2 separate regions of the Homo sapiens genome follow, and region 1 is linked to region 2. The links are chromatin contacts, found by Hi-C or POLR2A ChIA-PET in ENCODE. All regions are on one chromosome and are shown on one strand. Each heading gives the region's core, a stretch centred on a gene start or an enhancer-like site at or near the end of the contact. The rest is flanking DNA. Distances are from core to core; before and after follow the strand shown.

Region 1 (7,493 bases), core at 1,458-3,957, 97 kb after region 2:
TGATATACCCAATTTCCAGGTCACTTTCTTATTGGCAAGTTGCTGGCCCTAGGGATTGCTATAATGAGAAGAGACATGTATCTATTAGGTCGGTGCAAAAGTAATTGCCATTTAAAAGTAAGGGCAAAAACCGCAATTACTTTTGCACCAACCTATTATCTTATTTAAGCCATTGTATTTTGAATCTCTGCAAAGTAGTTAGCTCAATGAGTGCACTCCCCATGGAGCAGGGCTATATTTTATTCATCTTTGTAACCTCATCACGACTTAGCTCAGTGTTTTATAACGAATAAGCTTTCAGTGGCTGTTTATTGGGATGAATATCAAATAAATTAATGAACAAATCCTATATATGTGTAATGTTAGCCCTGAGAGGAATATTTTAAAACTCAGAATCCCATAGAACTTTTATTTTTTAAATAGCATCGAACAAAACAGGTCCTACTTGGTTTGGTGTTGACATACCATAATATGCCTAAAATTAAAGTTGGTAATGTAAAAAGTGCAGAAAATGGAATGATTTGTAAAAATGGTACCTACATAATAAGTAATGCTTTTTTAAGTTTTTAAGCTGTATAGAATCATAAAATAATCAAGGATGAATTATAGATTAACTAAACTAATTTGACATTCAAATTTATACTTTTATTCTTTCAGAAAGAAAACTTATCAACTTCCAAATTAGCTAAAACATACCTATAACAATTAACTGGAAATATGTGTTTCATAAAAAGTAAGCAATATGAAACAAAGAGTACAGCTTGATCCTCTATAGAAAGAAGCTCAATTTATCACTGACAAACCTGGTCAAAACAATTTGTAAATCTATCCTGCATCCCTTGGAAAAATTAGCTGTGTGAAAAAATATAATTACTTTAAAAATGTTATTTAACTCATCATCTGGTTGCTGCAATTAACTTAAAGACCTAGGTCAATCTTTTTACAGCAGAAAAATCAACAGAATTTCATGCCGTCTCACAAATATGATTTTTAAGAAGTTGTGTGGCTGCTCATGGCTAGCCTACTTCTACTTTGATGTCATTCCTTCTGCTATCAAAGCTTCAGTGAAAAGTCTTCTGTTTTGAAAGTCCAAAGAAATACAGAGTCTAGATGTCAGTAGATAAACTTTGAGTTTCAGGGCTTACACTGTGATACAGCATCATTGTCTTTGCTTGTTTGTTTGTTTAACAGAGGCAGGGACTTGCTTTGTCACACAGGCTAGAGTGCAGTGGTGCAATCACAGGTTACTGCAGCTTCAATCTCCTGGGCTCAAGCAATCCTCCTGCCTCAGCCTCCGAAGTAGCTGGGACTGCAGGCCCATGCAACTACACTGGAATAATTTTTTAAAATTTATTTTGTAGAGACAGGCGTCTCGTTATGTTGTCCAGCCTGGTTTTGCACTCCTGGCCTCAAGCGATCCTCCCTCCTTGGCCTCCCAAAGTGCTGAAACTACAGGTGTGAGCCACCGTGCCTGGCCCATTGTCTTGTGTATACCAATGGAGTTAAACAATTGCCAGCCCATTTATAGGGAACTCCTACAAAGAGTTCTCAGCAGGTCCCACTCCACTCAGCAATAAGGGTACAGTTATTTCCTGAAGTCAAATTCGATCAACTATAATTGTGTATTCTTACCACTAATTTACTTACATTCTAACTCTAAAAAATAATTTTTTATCTCAGCAAATCAGTTTTCTTCCCCAGTGGGTATTGTTTTCAATATAATAACTAATTAGCAACCTTTTAGTTTAATAAAGTATGAATGGGATGCCCGCAATGCACTTACATTGATATTTCAAACTACTTACCACTTAGGATAATGAAAAATCACTCCGGCCATTTACATAGCTGGCATGTAAATTTAAAGTAGCTATCCATCACAAAAATATTATATGAAATTATGAAAATGGCATTTCATTGTACTTAAAATAGTCGGTCTTGTGTAAATTTTAGGTACAGTGAGTTAAATACATTCCCCAAACAATTTCTCCTAAAAAGCCTTTACATACTGTTATTTGCAGAAGAATTTCAACAAATAACAATTATTTGCCCTACAATAAAACTAGAATGGCCATTTGACATTTAGAATTGAAAATGGAAAGTTTTTTTTATCCCCCCTTGCCTACCTTTGGGATTGCATTTTTCTTAGTATTTTATTTTCCTGTGAGGGACTCAGCCAGTTTTCCTGACTTTGGGTCACAGGGACTTGGGAAACAATTGTGTAATTTAATAAATCACAGTACGAAAGGATTTGCCAGAGAATCTGTCTTGATTTGCCTTTGATTCTACTGCCCCTTGGATGGGGAAGAGGAAGAGGAGTAAAGGTTGGAAAGAATGGGAATAAAGAAGATATGCCGGGAAGGGAGGTGTGAGGTCAAGGTGAAAACATCCATCTTCCCTGTCCTCCAAGCCAGGGCTGCTCTGGAGCGGGCTGAGAGGGACAGATCGTCTCAGGGGGAGGACACACCACCTGGAACTGACAAAAGGGATTCAGAGCAATGATAGGTGGCTCTTGGCTCTCAGACTCTTGCCTGTATATCTTTGTAGAACCAGATGATTTCTTGGATTGGCCAGATTAATTCCAGGCCCAAGGAGCAAAAGAATCCTAAAACAGAGACAGAGGCTGTGAGAAGCGAAAGGCGCTGTGGATGTTGCTGCCCTAGCGTTTGGAAGCCCGAACATTCACATGACTTGCTTCAATCTCATAGAGAGCCAGCAGCTGAGCTGTGGGTCCAAGTGTCAGGACACCTCGCCCATATCTCTGTGTGCGAAAGGATGTGCATGATGTGGTCCCAATCCTCAGGCCCAGTGCTACTTCTCTATTCATGCCGAGAGCAGCAGGCCAGGGAGGTGAGAAGAACACATAATCACGGCATTTTTTACTCCCTGGCTCTGGCCTTCTTAGGAAGGTTGTTGTGGACTTTGTTTTGTTTTGCTTTTATTGAGACGGACTCTCACTCTGTCGCCCAGGCTGGAGTGTAATGGCGCAATCTCAGCTCACTGCAACCTCTGCCTCCCGGGTTCAAGCAATTCTCCTGCCTCAGCCTCCCAAGTAGCTGGGATTACAGGCAGGCGCCACCACGCCTGGCTAATTTTTGTATTTTTGGTAGAGATGGGGTTTCACCATGTTGGCCAGGCTGGTCTCAAACTCCTGACCTCAAGTGATCCACCTGCCTTGGCCTCCCAAAGTGCTGGGTTTACAAGAGTGAGCCACCGTGCCCGGCCACTCTGGACCTTTGAGCATTCATCTCCCCTTCCGCAAGTCTCCTACCTCCTTCCCTCTTTATAGTCCCTCCCCTAGGCCAGAAAGCAGGTGGGACAGAGAAATCTTCAGGCCCATGAAAAGATGATGTGTAGAGATTACAGCCACCAAATGGCTTCAGAATTATTCACTGAGGTGTGTTATAATCAATATTATAATGAAATAAATCAATCAAGCCAGGGGGATTTTGTTCAAAATGTTCTTGCAGTTGGGAGGGTAAAACCTCAGCACCACTACAGCAGGTCCTCATAAATGGGGCACTCCAGGGGCCCTTTATTTATTTCTCGTTTTCACAGCTCCCACTGTAGTAGTGCTGCCTTGCTGAGACCTGCCCACATTTATCAGCTTGCAAATTCTTTGAAATGGGTATCTTTTCTTATGAACAAACATACATAGTAACAAGTCGTATTAAAAATGAGATTATTGGCCGGGTACAGTGGCTCCCACCTCTAATCTCAGTGTTTTGGGAGGCCGAGGTGAGAGTATCACTGGAGACTGGGAGTTCAAGGTCAGGCTGGGCAACAAAGCATGACCTCCTGTCTCTACAAAAAGTTAGAAAAAAATTAGCCAGCCTTGGTGGCACACACCTATAATACCAGTTACTTGGGAGGCTGAGGCAAGGAGGATTGTTTGAGCCCAGGAGTTTGAAACTGCAGTGAGCTATGATTACACCACTGCACTCCAGCCTGGGCTACAGAATGAGACCCATCTCAATATCTATCTATCTAATCTATATTTATACTTCCATATATATATATATGGAAGTATATATATATATATATATATATAAAATACATATAGAAGTATATTTAAATATATGTGGAAGTATATATATTTATATATATTATATATGGAAGTAATATATATGGAAATATAAATATAGATATATATGGAAGCATAAATATAGATATATATAACACACACATGTGCGCACACACACACACACATATATATACGGAACCTAGTTCCTTATGACTGCTTATGTATCCTTATTCTAGGTTTTCAATGAGAAAGGGATGACACAGAATAAGGAAACAAATTGACCAGCATGTAAAATTTCATTGTATATTTTCGTTTTGTCTATTTCCATAGCCTCAAAAATCTTACAATGTTTGTTCTGGGTGGTTTCCTTTCTATGACATATGCTCGGGGCCACAAGAATAACACAGCCCACCACCTCCTCCAGTGCTTGTTCTTATTTTCAATTTATCAAAAATTGTAGTTGATGTTGGATGATGAGAAAGGCAATGGTCTTTTTCTACTCAAGCCAATTTCTGTCATTATTCCTAGTTCAATGTTGTCTAGTGCAATAGACCTGTCGAAAAGGGTGTCCACATTTGTCAAAAAGGAACACTTTCCAGTTCCAAAATTAGAGGTGAAACCTGTTGTACCCAGCTCTGCCGAACATTCCACACTCCTCAGTGGAGGAAGGAGTTGGCTCCATCTAGGCGAGGTCTGAGGATCTGGAAGGTGCTCAGCTCCCATAGCTATTGGCACGGTGTGGGGATATTTCAAGAGTGCCGCAAAGGACTGAACTTTGTGTGACTGACTGGGAAAATGTTCTGCCTGCACAATCACACATGAAACCTTTCCTTTTGGGAAAGTGTCATAAATAATACAGACAGCAAATCTGTTAACCTCTTCTGGACAGGACAACATGTCTTGCTTATTTTAACATATGCTGCATGTATCAGTTAGCAAAGCTCTTATTTCACCACTAACTGAACATCACCGCAGCCTTAATTTGAACCAACCCTAGACTTTCCATGATGTCATGGAATATCACATGTGGAAAATGTATTGTTCCAGTTCCTGCCTTCACACAGGAGGATTTAACTTACTCAGGGCAGAGTAATTTTTATGCATGACTTGAGTATCTTCAAGGAAGTCCATGATCTCCAGTGTTTGTGATCTGACATTGACCTTGCACACTATTGTGATTTATATTGTGCTAGAGTGAGTTGTGTCCATGGGTAGAAAAAAAGACATGGAAAGAAAGACAGCAATGCCTTTTGTATTAGTCTGTTTTCATGCTGCTGATAAAGACATACCTGAGACAGGGTAATTTACAAAGAAAAATAGGTTTAGTGGACTCACAGTTCCACCTAGCTGGGGAGGCCTCACTATCATGGTGGAAGGTGAAAGGCACATCTTACATGGTGGCAGGCAAGAGACAATGAAAGCCAAGTGAAAGGGAAACCTCTTATAAAACCATCAAATCTCGTTAGACTTACTCACTACCATGAGAACAGTATCGGGGAAACCCATGATTTTATTAACTCCCATTGGGTCCCTCCCACAACACATGGGAATAATGGGAGCTACTATTCAAGATGAGACTTGGGTGAGGACACAGCCAAACCATATCACCTTCTCTGGCAGTGTGGCAGAACAGAAAGACCATGGACTGAAAGCCAGGCAAAGCAGGTTCCAGCCCTGCCCCTTACTTGCTGGCTGTGTCACCTTGTCTAAGTAATGTAACCTCTTTGACCTCAGTTTCCTCATCTGTAAAATGAGGATAATACTAGCCTGTTTAATTGGATCATGAATAGTGATACAACTAGCTATTATTTATTGAGCACTTACTATGTAGAGTATTTGGCCCCAGCGCTTTATGTGTTATAACTCACTTAATATTCTCAAACACACTAAGAGATAGGTTCTATTGTGATCCTGAAGAACCTGCGGCACAGTAATAGCCATAAAGGGAGCCATTATGATCAATTATCATGATGGTGCTAATATTGTTGTGACAGCACTGACAGCTAACAATGAAAGGAAGTAAAACAGGAATTTCTTCACTTAAAAATATCATAAAAGCAAGATTTATATGAAAAAATACTGAGTAGGGGAAAGACACATCATTCTTTAGATTTACACTTGAATTTTAACCCCATGTGTCTTTCTCCAGATTGAAAGGGACTAGCACACCAAACAAGAAAAGACCCATCCCAAGTCACAGCATCAAGGAAATTTAGGTACACCAAAAAGCAGACAAGATCCCAGAGTCTTCCCAAAATGGATAAACAAACCAAGAAAAGCTGCTTACATACAAAGAGATGTCAAATAGCATTAAACTCCCCAAAAGGAAATTAAAAGAAAATGGAGAAATGTCTTTGAATTTTTGAGGCAAAATTATTTCCAACTTACAATATTAAAACTGGATAAACTATCAGTTAATCTTGATTGTTATAGGATATTCAAAGGCTCAAAATTTTACCTCCTATACCCTCTCTTAGAAAAATACTGGAGAATGTGCTCCAGAAAAAAAGAGGAAGTAAATGAAGAAACAGGAATACTTGAGATACAGGAAATAGAATATGTAGCAAACTAAGAAAATTCCCAGGAGATCATGAAGGAATGTTCCAGAATGACAGCTGTGCAGCCGCCCTAAATAGCACATTCATATTTGACCAAGTGGGGCAAAAGCTGTAGGAAAGAAATCTCCAGAGAGGGGGAAAATGGAACTGATTGATCTGCTGTCTTTAGATTTGGGGAAAGTTATTTTTAGTTGTTTGACAGTTGTTTAATGTTACAGCATTAGAAAAAAATATATACTGATAGATACAAAGAAACTAAGCAAATAAAAATATAAAGAAAGCAATTATTAATTCTAGGAAGAATAAAAATTGTACAAAAAGTAAACAATCGAAGTATACTAACTGAAGGAGAATAAAAAATATTTACCTAGCCTTACTAACATAAACAATGACTGCTGTTTTTGCCAAAAACTAAAATCTAACTGTATTGGGCAGATGGGATGTGGAAGTGGAAGGTAGGGCATAAGACAATGGCAGCCTCACCTACCATAATATGAAGCTTACATTGTCTAAAATTCATAAACCAAGAGACTATACTGTTAAGTATTACCTAAAATGTGGAGAAACAGCTGAAATAACTGAACATGGCTGCTGCTGGGTAGTCTGTTTGGGAAGTAAAGAGGGATGGGAGGAGGACTGTTGGTTTTCAACAATAAGGCTTTTAGATTTTTTAATTTTAAAATATATACAGGCCAGACGCAGTAGCTCACGCATGTAATCCCAGCGCTTTGGGAAGCCAAGGTTGGAGGATCACTTGAGATCAGGAGTTCAAGACTAGCCTGGCCAATATGGTGAAATCCCATTTCTACTAAAAATACAAAAATTAGCCTGGCATGGTGGCATGCACTTATAATCCCAGCTACTGGGGAGGCTGAGGACTACAGAGTCAGAATTGCTTAAACCCAGAGGCAGAG
Region 2 (7,010 bases), core at 2,834-5,333:
GAGACTTTCCATTTGGGTTCAGCAATTAGGAAAAGCAAATTTTTCACTGACGGTTTTATATATCTGATGTTTGAAATAATTTACCTGCGCATGGCTCAGAACATTTCAAACCTTATTTATCCTGCTAGATAGTGTGGGACTCAGTTATATCTCCTTCATGTCACGATGTTGGTGAGTTTCTACATTGGGTGGTAGAAGTATTCCCTGCAGTACTCTCATATGGGGATGACTAGTAGTAACTTAGCTGTACTCAAAAGACCACAATCTACATATATAAGCCCCTAAACCAAAATGAAATGTATCCCCAGTTCAACTTCCCCTTAACCAGATGCCCCAAATGTCCATGAGCTCTTTAAAGCCATCCAAAACAAGGGGAAGCATGATAGTCGAAAGAGGCAGTTGCCTTGACAGATTTTAGTTAAAATATCTTACTTTTGAAAAAAAAGTATGACCACAGTGTGCGGGTCCTTCTCAGGGCCTTGGAAGGAGCCAGGGTAAGTGAGGAGGAGCCAGGGTAAGTGAGGAGGAGCCAGGGTAAGCTCAAGGTTCATTAGCTTCTTGGTCAATTCACCCCTGTATCTAGGAGTCACTCAGATGTGAACCCTTTAATGAGACTGTTCAGGAGAGAGAGCTGAGGGAAAAGAGAGACATGCTCTGGGCTAATGAGGTTTCCAGATCCAGAGCAAACTCTTATCACTCAGTCCTTGCTATTGCATAGCAAAAGCCCTCTTTCACATTTTTAATTTCACCTGTTTTTAAAAAAATCTTAACAGTTTGGCCAAGCACAGTGGCTCATGCCTGTAATCCCAGCACTTTTGGAGGCCAAGGCAGGTGGATCACCTGCGGTCGGGAGTTCAAGACCAGCCTGGCCAACATGGTGAAACCCTGTCTCTACTAAAAAAATACAAAAAATTAACCAGACGTGGTGGCGAATGCCTCTAGTCCCAGCTACTAGGGAGGCTGAGGCAGGAGAATTGCTTGAACTCAGGAGGCAGAGGTTGCGGAGGTTGCAGAGAGCCGAGATCATGCCACTGTACTCCAGCCTGGGCAAAAAGAGAAAAACTCTGTCTCAAAAAAAAAAAAAGGAAGAAAGGAAAGAAAAGAAAATCCTGCAGTTTTGCAATGGGAAACAGTTTGGTAGTTTCTCAAAAAGCTAAACAGAGAATTACTGTATGGTCTGGCAATTTCACTCTTAGGTATATATACCCAAAGGAATTCAGAGCAGAGACTCAACAGATACTTGTAAGTCAATATTCATAGCTGTGTTATTCAGCATAGCCAAAAGGTAAAAACAACCCACGTGTCCATCAACAGAGGAATATATGAGCAAACTTTGGTATATGCATGCCAAGGAATATTATTCAGCCATAAACAGAAAAGAGTTCTAAAACATGATACGATATGGGTGAACATTAAAAATATTACACTAAGTAAAATAAGCCAAATAGAAGAGGACAAATAGTTTATGATTCTACTCACATGAAATATCCGTAATAGGCAAATTTATAGAGATAAAAAGTAGATTAGAGGTTACCAGGAGCTGGGGAAAGGGAGGGGGGATGAGGTATTAGTGCTTAATGATATTCAAGTTTCTATCTGGGATGATGAAACAGCTTTGGACATAAATACTGGTAATGGTTGTACAACATTGTGAATATAATTCATGCCACTGAATTGTACACTTAAAAATTGTTAAAATGGTAAGTTTATGTTCTGTATATTTTACCACAAATAATAGAAAAAAAGAGCAAGGTAAGATTTGAGCATCAGAAATGAATTTGTCCAGATCAGGTTTTCATGCATAAAAATTTCTGACAGAAATTTTTACATGAAAATATTTACTAAAATGATCATAACAGCTGAGGGGTAGTGGCACGTGCCTGCAATCTCAGCTACTCAGGAGGCTGAGATGGGAGGACTGCTTAAGTCCAGGAGTTCAAGATCAGCCTGGGCAACAGAGTGAGAACCTATCTCTAAATTTAAAAACAGATATAAAATGATCACAATCTCTTGAATAAGAATTCTACAGATCTTACTTCACACCAACCACACGTATATCCAAAAAAATCTCGCAGATTACTGAGCCAATGAAAATGAGAATTAGGCCAGGCGCAGTGGCTCATGCCTGTAATCCCAGCACTTTGGGAGGCCGAGATGGGTGAATCAGCTGAGGTCAGGAGTTCGAGACCAGCCTGACGAACATGGAGAAATCCCGTCTCTACTTAAAAAAAATACAAAATTAGCTGGGCTTGGTGGTGCATGCCTGTAATCCCAGCTACTTTGGAGGCTGAGGCAGGAGAATCCCTTGAACCTGGGAGGCAGAGGTTGCAGTGAGCCAAGATCGTGTCATTGCACTCCAGCCTGGACAACAAGAGCAAAACTCTGTCTCAAAAAAAAAAAAAAAGAAAAGAAAAAAGAAAGAAAGAAAATGAGTATTCATCTGGCGTACATTCACCAAACCTCCCTACACTTGTCAACAATCTATTATGGGTGGTTTACATGGCAGTGAACATGTAGTTTGGAGAGATGGTGTGGGTTGTATTTACCACTGTTTGCTTTCTAAAAAAGAACAAACTTACTTGATGGTGATTCAGCTGGCCTGATTTCCTTCAGATCCTGAGGTGCCTAAGGTCTGTTTAATGTGCCTCAATGTCTGTCTGTTTAGACACCGACAGCCAGCTGGAAAAGCAGGGAGGCCCCCAGCCCCTCATACCGAGGCCCAGGCAAGCTTGCAGTTTCACCCTGAGCATGAAAGCACTGATGATGAGAATCCTTAAGTGGATGGGAGATACGTGTACTGCTAGGACATTTTGAGTCATCTCTCTAAATGTATATTCCTGCCTCCCATTCCTCCTTTCCCCCAGATCCCAGCTACCTCTCAGTTCCTTTATCTAAGACTCAGCAGTGTCCAAGGAAGAGAATATAGTCATGAGTTCTATATTAGTCCATTTTCACACTGCTATAAAGACATACCCAAGACTGGGTAATTTATAAAGAAAAGAGGTTTAGTTGACTCACTGTTTCACATGGCTGGGGAGGCCTCAGGAAACTTATAATCATGGCAGAAGGGGGAACAAAGACCTTCCTCACATGGTGGCAGGAAAGAGGAAGCTAGCAGGAGCAGGGAAAACTGCCTTATAACACCAGCAGATCTCGTGAGAACTCACTCACTGTCACGAGAACAGCATGGGGGAAACCATCCCCTTACTCCAACGCTTCCCACCAGGTCACTCCCTAAGCACCTGCAGATTACAATGCAAGATGAGATTTGGGTCGGGACACAAAGCCTAACCATATCAGGTTCTTAGTTTCTGTTTCTGGTTGGGTCAGTAAAGCCCCTTCCTCGTCCCTCTTTTCCACTCATCACTAGAGACAGAAACTAAAACCATGGATTCAGGCTGCTAAAAGCCTAAAACAAAACAGAACAGAACAACAACAACAAAATAAGGTGAGATGGACAAGCTTGATAGAGACTATATTGGGTAGGGTGAGTTAAGTAATGTTTGATTCTGAAACAAATTCCAGAATGGCTTAGCACAATAAAAGTTTTATTTTCATTCAAGCAAAATCTGATGGGCTTGTTCCTCTTAGGCAGGTGGCTTTCCATGTAGTCACTCAGGCATCCACACTCCTTCCACCTTGTGGCTCCACCATCTTGACCATCTTGTAGGGCTTTCAGGTTCTCTGTTAGATTCAGTGTATGTGACCAGTAGGCAGGAGAGACAGATGGTGGAAAATGGCTGAGGTTGTTTCCTGGAGCCAGGCCTGGAAGGGATGCACATCACTTTTGCCTGCATCTCATTGGCTGAGACCTAGTCACATGACCCCCACCTAGCTGCAAAGGAGTCTGGGAAATAGGTTCTGGTGAGTGCATAACAATGTCTCTGCACAGGGACTTTAAAAGTCACGTGACCAAATGCCTTTTCCCACCTTCTGTGCTATTTTTCCTCACTCCACCGTCATAAGACAGGAATAGTCCTGCCTTACAAGAGGAGGAAATGGAATCACAGAAACCTCGAATGCAGGACAGAAGCCTGGATAAGGAAGCCTGGAATGTCTTGACTCTGTGTGCCCCTCCACCTTTCTGGCTGGGTGCCTGTGGTGTCTTCTTTCGTGACCTGCTCTGAGTTTCAGGGCAGGCTAGGACAACCTCTTCCCAGAGGGAGATCAGCTTGGAACATCTGGGATCCATATGCTCCTGGCTTCCTTAATAGCTCTGAGTGCAATGCAAGGTATTGGTCTTAAGCCCTGAAATCCTGCCTGGTCTGCTTTTTGTCTCTGAGAGATCTTCTCTCCCCTTTTGCACTATTTGAAGGTGGATTTCAATGGACACTGCCTTCTATAACAGCTGACAGGGAATTCTCAGTGGAGGCCAGTTGATTTTGGAGCAATTCCTGCTGTCAGTCCTGCAAAGCCCAAGTTTCCTGACCTATGGGGCATAATGACAAACCCGTCTGCTTTTGCAGTTAGTCATTTGAGGGGCTTAATTGTAAAACGTTTGTCTAACATTAAGCTGAGATGGTGCACAGAAAAGGATACATTTATTTGACCAATCATCCCAATCCCTGCCCTCTTGTGAGTCTGCTCCAGGACCAAGCAATGCAGGTTGCCAAGATATCCAGGACACGTTTAGCAAGAAACGCCTTTTTCCCTCTCTCTGTGTAGATCTCCATCCAGCCATCTGTCTTGGTATTTTATTTTTCATGAAAGTGATCTTAGAGATGAAGTTGGCCTCCACCGTGTGATCATAATTCATAAAGTGAAGAGCCACATTAAGAGTTGGGGAGATTAATAAATGGTCAATTCATAACGGATTTCTATGGGAAACCAAAGTGTATGATGTGCAACTTTAACTTTCTGAGGTTGCAACCAAGAACTGCATGCCTCTGAATGTTCTTCCCAAGGTATCCTTTAGTCGCACATAGTCCTGACATAGACGGATTGTGTGCTGACTCCCAGAAAGATTCTTTATGTTTTTACATGTTCTATTGCTAAAGTTGCCTTACAAATAACTGTGAGAAAGTAAATGTTACATCAACACGGCGTATAAAAGCAACAAGGCTAAAAAATACAATTGCTTTAAGGTTAGGGAATGTAGATTTCAAATGTTCAATGAAAGGGATAAGATCTGTATTCCTGTTTTCTATTTCACTATTTCTGAACATATGTGCATTCAGATTTGCTTTCTCTGTACCACAATGAAGAAGGAAGGGAGGTGCTTTGGGGGGGATGCTTTTAAATGTGCACATCTGACCAAAAATGGGGTTTATCTCCTCACATAGCCAGACATCCTGGAGGTAAGGTGGTGCCAAGGTTAGTTGATTCAGTGGTGCAAAGACATGATTTTTTTACTCGGCAGTCCTCAGGCATTCCCCCCTCATAGCCACAAGATAGCTGCTGCAGCTCCAGACATCACATCCTCACACAACTATTGCTAAAAGCTGCAATGTTTTTTCTCCTCTTATCAAAGAGAAAGATCTTTGTCAGAATCTCCCAGTAGACTTCCACTTGTATCTCATTGGCCTGAACAAGATCAATTCTTATTCCTAATAAAATCATTGACTAAGGGGAATGAAATTATCATAACTGATTTAGACGAGTGATTTTCAAACTTCAGCATGAATTGGAATATACTTGTGGGGTAGCTTGCTAAAATATAGATTGCAATGCTCCACCACCAGGGTTTCTGAGTCAGTAGATTCTGGTAAGTTGTCCAGCAATTCTGCTGTGGCTAGTCTGGGAATTATACTTTGGGAACCACTGGTTTAGATTGATTTGATTCATTTTCTAGTGCTGGGGAAAAGTCACCTTTACTGAAATCTGCTCTGAAAGCAGAGTCAAGGTTGGGGGAACTAGGAAAAAGCATTAGGATAAATGAGTTAGTGAGAGAAAGCTTATTAGGCAGGCACCCAGCTTCATCTACAATATATATTTTTAAATTTTTTCCTCCATTTTTTTGCCTTCTCTTCAAGACCACTGCAGATTAGATGGTTTTCATGAAATATTTTCATTAATTTGATTCCTACAGCAAGTCCTTTTCCTTTGGGACTAACATAAATCCTAAATCCATCACTGTGTACTGCACACACTAAATTATGTAGAGCTTAAATTATTTCTCTCAATATCTATTACCTTTTGCCCTTCTCTGTAAAATGTTATCAGTCTTAGTGTTTGTTCAGTCAGCCAGCTTTATTAGATCCATCTTAGGTTTCTCACCATCCTCCTTAGCTCTCCCCAACCTAAACACTTCTGTGTCATCAGCAAATTTTTCCACACGGCCATTCAGTGCATCCTCTAAGTCATTAGCAAGTATATTGCGCTAAATCACCGGAACTGCTAACTTGAACTTCGTGTATTAGCAGCATCTGAAACAACTATACCAAGACTGGCAGTACGCTTAGATCAGTGATTCAGTTTCTTGGGTGAAAAATAAAAAATATATAGCTCATATTTGATTCCATTCTTTCCTGTGCAGAGTTTGCAGTAGATTTATATATTGTGTTTGTGTTATTGTGATTGTAGTGTTATATGTAGGAAATCTTTGCCTAACCCAAGGCCAGAACGATTTTCTCTTCTTTTAGAAGAGAAATTTTCTTTTAGAAATTTTCTAGTTTTTGTTTTTATATTTAGATCTCTGATCCATTTTGATTTAATTTTTGTATACGGTGCAAGGATTGAACCAGAATTAATTCTTTTGCCTCTGGATATCTTATTTTTCTATCTCCACTAGTTCAAAACATTATACTTTCTTCCTTGAATGGTCCTCATACTTGCATGGGTTTATTTCTGGATTCTCTCCTTTTTCCTCTGTTGATCTTGTTGTCTGTCTTGACACCAATATTGTACTTATTTTAATTACTCTGTTCTTAATTACTCTACTCTGTTCTGTTAATCTATTTATCTCTCTTGATGCAATACTATAGTATCTTAATTACTGTAGTTTTATAATAAATATTAAAGTAAGATAATGTAAAATATTTCTTCCCATTTTTTTCCAAGTTGTTTTGGTT

What was found. A loop is a pair of places that touch in the nucleus more often than their neighbours do. ChIA-PET counts read pairs that join two places held with the same protein, here RNA polymerase II (POLR2A).
Region 1: a map of mucosa of descending colon shows a loop between it and region 2 (2.9-fold over the local background). The contact joins two enhancer-like sites. A Hi-C loop is called at or near these places in 2 of 168 maps with a recorded cell type or tissue (astrocyte of the cerebellum and mucosa of descending colon). POLR2A ChIA-PET finds 5 or more read pairs at or near these places in 3 of 52 experiments (BJ, GM12878 and activated CD8-positive, alpha-beta T cell).

What each region holds. Positions count from the first base shown.
Region 1 is chr10:31,266,409-31,273,901 of GRCh38, forward strand. No RefSeq gene overlaps it. Among named protein-coding and RNA genes, the nearest start is that of ZEB1-AS1, 49 kb to the right of the region's middle. Within about 2 kb of position 2,708, at least 3 of the 41 ENCODE cell types and tissues checked have a DNase peak (open chromatin) inside an H3K27ac peak, as active enhancers do.
Region 2 is chr10:31,167,733-31,174,742 of GRCh38, forward strand. No RefSeq gene overlaps it. Among named protein-coding and RNA genes, the nearest start is that of LINC02664, 17 kb to the right of the region's middle. Within about 2 kb of position 4,084, at least 2 of the 41 ENCODE cell types and tissues checked have a DNase peak (open chromatin) inside an H3K27ac peak, as active enhancers do.